Linked DNA regions of Homo sapiens: region 2 is linked to region 1. Evidence: chromatin loops called from intact Hi-C (ENCODE). Cell type or tissue: heart right ventricle. All regions are shown on one strand. Each heading gives the region's core, and the rest is flanking DNA. Links, peaks and the distances in the headings are about the cores only. Region 1 holds the start of LOC105370733 (a long non-coding RNA gene). Region 2 has its middle 23 kb from the start of PWRN1.

Region 1 (2,919 bases), core at 135-2,634:
CCTTGCCTCAGCTGCTACCTGTGCTTTTGTGACCACTCACATAGATAATAACAGCAGCAAACTTACTGTTGTCACTGTTTTCCCACCTTTTTCACCACAGTGAGTCATAGTTTTTAGTAACGTTTTACTAAAAAGCTTTAAACACACATAGTGGCCCACAGACATGTAGCATATGGGAACGCCACCCACATGGATGAGGAGGGTCGCTTGTAAAACTTCCTCCACAGATGCTTCTTTCCCCTTGTCCATACTTTGGTTTCCTGGCTGGCCATTTGCTCCATTAAAGGGCCGTATACACAAAGCAACTCTCAAATGCCAAAGGATCTGAAAAATTAAAGAAGAAGGCAGAAAATCCAGGAGGACTACCTGTCTCATAGCCTGTAATTTTTGTGGTAACACCCAGGTTGACATGATTTTACACTAAGGACAGTAAATAAATGAGAGATCAGAAGGCATTCATTGAACAGGGGCAAATCAGAAGTAACATGGTGGACTAGCATCCAAGATGGGTCATTTTGTCTCCACAGGTGTTCTATAACCTGCTTTTTTTTTCGAGGTACAGCTGGGAATATTAATGTAAGTGCAAGACATGCAAGGTTTTATCCTTCCCTGTCTTCAGTAGCACAGTGATGAAGAGAACAGTCTCTGCAGGGAAATGTCTAGTGTGAAATGAACTCTCCAAAATATAAGAACATGTAATATTTGACCACAGACAGAAGAATCAATAGGCTGGGCACGGTGGCTCACACCTGTAATCTCAGCACTTTGGGAGGCCAAGGCGTATGGTCAGGAGTTTGAGACCAGCCTGACCAACATGGTGAAACCCCATCTCTACTAAAAATAAAATAAAATAAAATAGCCAGGTGTGGGGACGTGTGCCTGTAGTCCCAGCCACTCAGGAGGCTGAGGGAGGAGAATTGCTTGAACCCTTGAGGCAGAGGTTGCAGTGAGCCGAGATCGCAACATTGCACTCCAGCCTGGGTGACAGAGCGAGACTGTGTCTCAAAAAATTAATAATAATAAAATAAAGAATCAATAAAAATAAAAAAAGAGTTGAAAATCTGATAGATGCCTATATAAACAAATAATCCAAAAGAAAAAGTAATGGAAAAAGGTGAATTTTCTTATTTTTTCTTTTTTTTTTTTTTGAGACGGAGTCTTACTCTGTCACCCAGACTGGAGTGCAGTGGGGCCATCTTGGCTGACTGCAAGCTCCGCCTCCCAGGTTCACGCCATTCTCCTGCCTCAGCCTCCCAAGTAGCTGGGACTACAGGTGCCCGCCACCACCCCTGGCTAATTTTTTGTATTTTTAGTAGAGATGAGGTTTCACCGTGTTAGCCAGGATGGTCTCGATCTCCTGACCTCATGATCCACCACCTCAGCCTCCCAAAGTGCCGGGATTACAGGCATGAGCCACCGTGCCAGGCTGGAAAAAGATGAATTTTCAATAAATATTTCAGTATACCTAATGTCCATCGGGAGAAATAAAATTTACTTTTAAACTCATGCACAAAATCAACTTCAGGTGGATTATAGACCTCCATAGAAAAAAGAATTCAATGGAGTATTTAGAATTTAATATAGGAAAATAATTTCATTACAATAGGGTAGGTGAGGAATTCTTAAAAAGCACCTACAAAGTGTTTATTCTAAGAGAGAAATGCTATTCTAACATAGTTGATGTGAGTAGGAACACTGGGTCAAACTCAAAGTTGTTCTAAGTCTTTTCCTATAGGGCTTTAGCTCAGATTCAGAGTTAGAACTTTCAGAAGGTCACAGTAGTGTCTACCTCTTGAGATGCTGTAACAACTTAATGCACTCATACACAAAATGTGTAGACTAATAGCAGCTTTGAAAGGAAAATAAAATCTCAGGACACTAAATCACTATGCCCAGTGGGAAAGTTAGGCTTGGGAACTGTGTCACACTAAAACTGACTTCCTTTTTTTCTCAAGTAGACAGCTGTAATTATACATGGTTACTTTATCTTATGCAAAATGTAGATCCAGCAAACACGAGATGAATTCATACTCAACTTTATCCCCCACTCCTCTATTTGCACATATCAAATGTGGTTTCAGTGAGTGCTAATCAAAGCCTCACGAGAATGCAAACGCTTGCCTCAGTGCCTAGCCCTCTTTGCTTTTTTCCCCCTTCCCCTACTGCTCACTTTTTCCCCTTTAAATGCTGAAGTCATCAAAACTTGCTTTGGAAAAAGCACAGATCACAGATCCTGCTGTAATTTGTGTTGCTTTTTCCCATGCACTTTCTCAACGTTGGCAAGATCTAGCTCTAAATTTACTGAGACCTGCCTCAGTCACTTTTCAGTTTATATTTTGGAAAGCACAATGAGTTCTGTGCAGAGTTTCGCCCTTTGGCCTGCAGCAACTCTCCTAGAAGGGCCCTGGTACAGCCAACTGGAAGCTTTGTATTGCTCTGACTGATTGGATGATTTGCTGAGGTCTGGGAGCCTCCCCCTACACAGATCCCTGATCTCCCAAACTTTTTGCTGGAGGTCTGAGGTATGTTCTCTTGTAGAACTCCCTCTCTGGGAGTTTGCTGCTTCTGAGGAGGCAGAGCGCAGTCTTCCACTTGGGCCAGCATCTCCAAGTAAGGAGCTGGCTGGGGGTTTTTAAATGGGATTTGGTGGCTTTGAGTCTAGCTTTCTTCTTAGCCAGTTACAAATTCTTAGGTTCAAAGATCTCAACTTACGTAAACTGTGCAATCACTTTTTCTTACTGTTTTGGTAAAAATCACTGTTTGTCTCCTCTACAAAGTTTTGACTGGAGATACATAAAAAAGATTTTAGAGATCTCATATTCTTAATAATCGATTAGAGAATCAAATTTTACAAATGACTTACAATAGCGTCATGACTATCCTTGAGAATTCTGGCTCTGTACATTAAAATCTATTAGC
Region 2 (2,919 bases), core at 197-2,696, 210 kb before region 1:
CTGGTATCCCAGAAGCGGGGAACTAGAGCTTGTGCCTGAGCAATCAATATTTTAGCCTTCTCAAATGCTACCACTTGTTCTTTAGTTCTTTATCCTAGATCTGTTTTTGTTTTTTTGAGACAGGGTTTCTAGCTCTTTCGCCCAAGTTGGAGTGCAGTGGCACGATCTCAGCTTACTAAATACTCCACCTCCCAGGTTCAAGCAACTCTCATGCCTCAGCCACACAAGTAACTGGGATTACAGGTATGCATCACCATGCCTGGCTAATTTCTTGTATTTTTAGTAGAGATGAGGTTTCACCACGTTGCCCATGCTGGTCTTGAACTCCTGGCCTCAAGTGATCTGCCTGCCACGGTCTCCCAAAGTGCTGGGATTACAGGTGTGAGCTACTGTGCCCAGCTGAGATTGCTTCTTTAATAGTCAGTATAGGGGATGCAAACATGGAGGTAAACATGGAATGAAAGCCCACTGGTATCCCAAAAGACCTAGGAAACTTTGTAACTGTTTAACTGTTTTAGGTATGGAAAACTTATATTTTCTCAATGACCAAGCCTGAAGTAAGGTGTCTTACCTGGCCAAGTGATCCATAGGAACTTTGCAGCTGGTTCCAGGCCTTGTACTTTTGTGAGTTGATGGCCCATCCTCTGGATTGAAGAAGGGTGTCAATGCATCTCCGTGTTGCTGTAGCAATGACAAGTCTTCAGAAGTTAGAGTATCATCAATATAATGACTGCAAGTCAGGGTAAAAGGGATGCTAAAGAAGGCATTAGCTAAATCTAACACAGCATGATAAGTGCCTATGTTTTGTATTAATTGCTCAATCACTTGAGTTACATTACATAAAGGAGCATGTATCTTAGAAAGATCAGTAGTGTCCACTTATCTACTGTCATATCCAAGTGCCATCAGATTTTATTATTGGTCACACAGGATGGCTGAAAGGACTCTGGGCTGGCCAGATAATATTAACTTTGGCCAATTTCTCCATGGCGGCTGTGACTTCTTATATTCTACCAGGAAGATGGTATTGTCTCACATTAACAATACATTGTGGGGGAGGGAGGTGTACACCTTCTAATTTTGCCTCCAATCTTAATACAGCCTTTGTCATAGGTGAGATTCCCCCACAGATGTTTGTAAAGTGCATCCTAAGAAGACATCCATATTCAAGATGTTTTCTGCAATAGGTGAGATAAAGACAGGAGAGTAAGCAAAGAGGGAACTCCAGACAAAACTAAGGAGGAGAGGAGTTTGTTTCTCTCAGATTTTTAACCCCTCACAACCATCTATAGCTTCCCACTTACCAGGGTGTCTCTCTGGATTTCCATCAATTAAGACACATTCTGCACCTGTGCCCACTAAAGCTAAGGTTCTCTTAGTGCTGTTTTAGACTCCAATCAATAGTGAGCTCCAAATACGGCCTCTGGTCACCCCCTATTGCTCTTACACAGAAGCAGCCTTGACCCTACCTATGATCTCCAGGCTGGAAAGAAGTGCACCCCTGAATTTTTACCAAAGGTTTCTTCCTGTCTTTCTCCCTCTTCTCATGGGGGGTGGGGGAGGTAATAAGAAGGTGTCTAAACTATTGATCAGGAGTCAGGTCTTTCCATACCCCACTAATATGCCACTGGGTTGCCCATCTATATTCTCTTTGTCAATCCCAGCTGAAATCAGATCATACCACATTTGTTTCCTAGTAACCTTAATTGTGTCTTTTTTAAACTCCTTTTTTCAGTCCAGCAGACTTTGTTTCTCCCTTTTTCCATTTTCCTTTAGCAACCAGTCATACCTAATCTCTTTCCTTTTGAGTTTCTAGGAAATCTGAAATGGCTTTCCCTATAACTTATCCCATAAGGGGGTTATTTCACTTCCGGGGTACTTCTGTCTCAATTTTTCAGGTTCATTCCCTTTTAGGGAGATATCATCCCTACTGGTGTCCCATAGCTGCACCATTCATGTACATAAGGCTTTCTCTTGGCAGCTGTTTTAAAGTTTTTATTATATCCAGTAATCCTACCCAGGCCTCTGTGTGTTGGAATTTTGCTTTCCACTGCATGAACAGTTTCACTCTCAAATGGGAAGGATAATGATCTTCCTCCTCTGAGTTAAACTCTATGTCATCATCTGGCTCACTGGTTGTTTCCCAAGAATTACAGGTATTTGCATCCCAGCCTGCACTGGCAAAGACAGTCCACACATTCAGCTGGCACAGCTTTCTCTCTCTCAGCCACACAAAGTGGCAAGGTACAATTTCCAACTGTGCCTCTTGAGTTTCAAGTTTATCATAAAACCAGACATTAACACAGACATGGAAGTTCTCATCCCTTTCTCACTGCGATTCTTTTCCTAGCTTCCCTCCCCTTGCCTCAGCTGCTACCTGTGCTTTCGTGACCACTCACATAGATAATAACAGCAGCAAACTCACTGTTGTCACTGTTTTGCCACCTTTTTCACCACAGTGAGTCATAGTTTTTAGTAACGTTTTACTAAAAAGCTTTAAACACACATAGTGGTCCACAGACATGTAGCATATGGGCAACACCACCCAAATGGATGAGGAGGGCGCTTGTAAAACTTCCTCCACAGACGCTTCTTTCCCCTTGTCCATACTTTGGTTTCCTGGCTGGCCATTTGCTCCGTTAAAGGACCGTATACACAAAGCAACTCTCAAATGCCAAAGGATCTGAAAAATTAAAGAAGAAGGCAGAAAATCCATTTAGTCAGTACTGGTTAATTTATAGATGGAACTTACACACAGAACCATACCCTTGGATGGTTGCAGGTAGGCAGTTGTTCACACTGTTACTCTCCAGACCCAGGGTTAATACTCCACAGGGAAAAGGTATACATGCTTTAGCAAGGCAATTAAAAGCAACCCTCCAGAATGGACAAGGAGGCTACATGCCTCATAGCATGTAA

Evidence for each region. A loop is a pair of places that touch in the nucleus more often than their neighbours do. Peaks named below come from ENCODE experiments on the same cell type or tissue, not always from the same donor. Only the 100,000 strongest peaks of a DNase experiment are listed, where the experiment ranks them.
Region 2: it touches region 1 in a loop (6-fold over the local background); 4 of 110 quality-filtered maps call a loop at or near these places.

The regions. Positions count from the first base shown.
Region 1 is chr15:24,323,577-24,326,495 of GRCh38, reverse strand. It overlaps LOC105370733 (a long non-coding RNA gene), which reads right to left and starts at 750. Exons shown (of 4, transcript XR_007064537.1): 1 at 67-750. In heart right ventricle, for the core only: no CTCF peak of the experiment used is centred there; no DNase peak of the experiment used is centred there.
Region 2 is chr15:24,533,459-24,536,377 of GRCh38, reverse strand. It overlaps a transcript of LOC105370733 not described here. Among named protein-coding and RNA genes, the nearest start is that of PWRN1, 23 kb to the left of the region's middle. In heart right ventricle, for the core only: no CTCF peak of the experiment used is centred there; no DNase peak of the experiment used is centred there.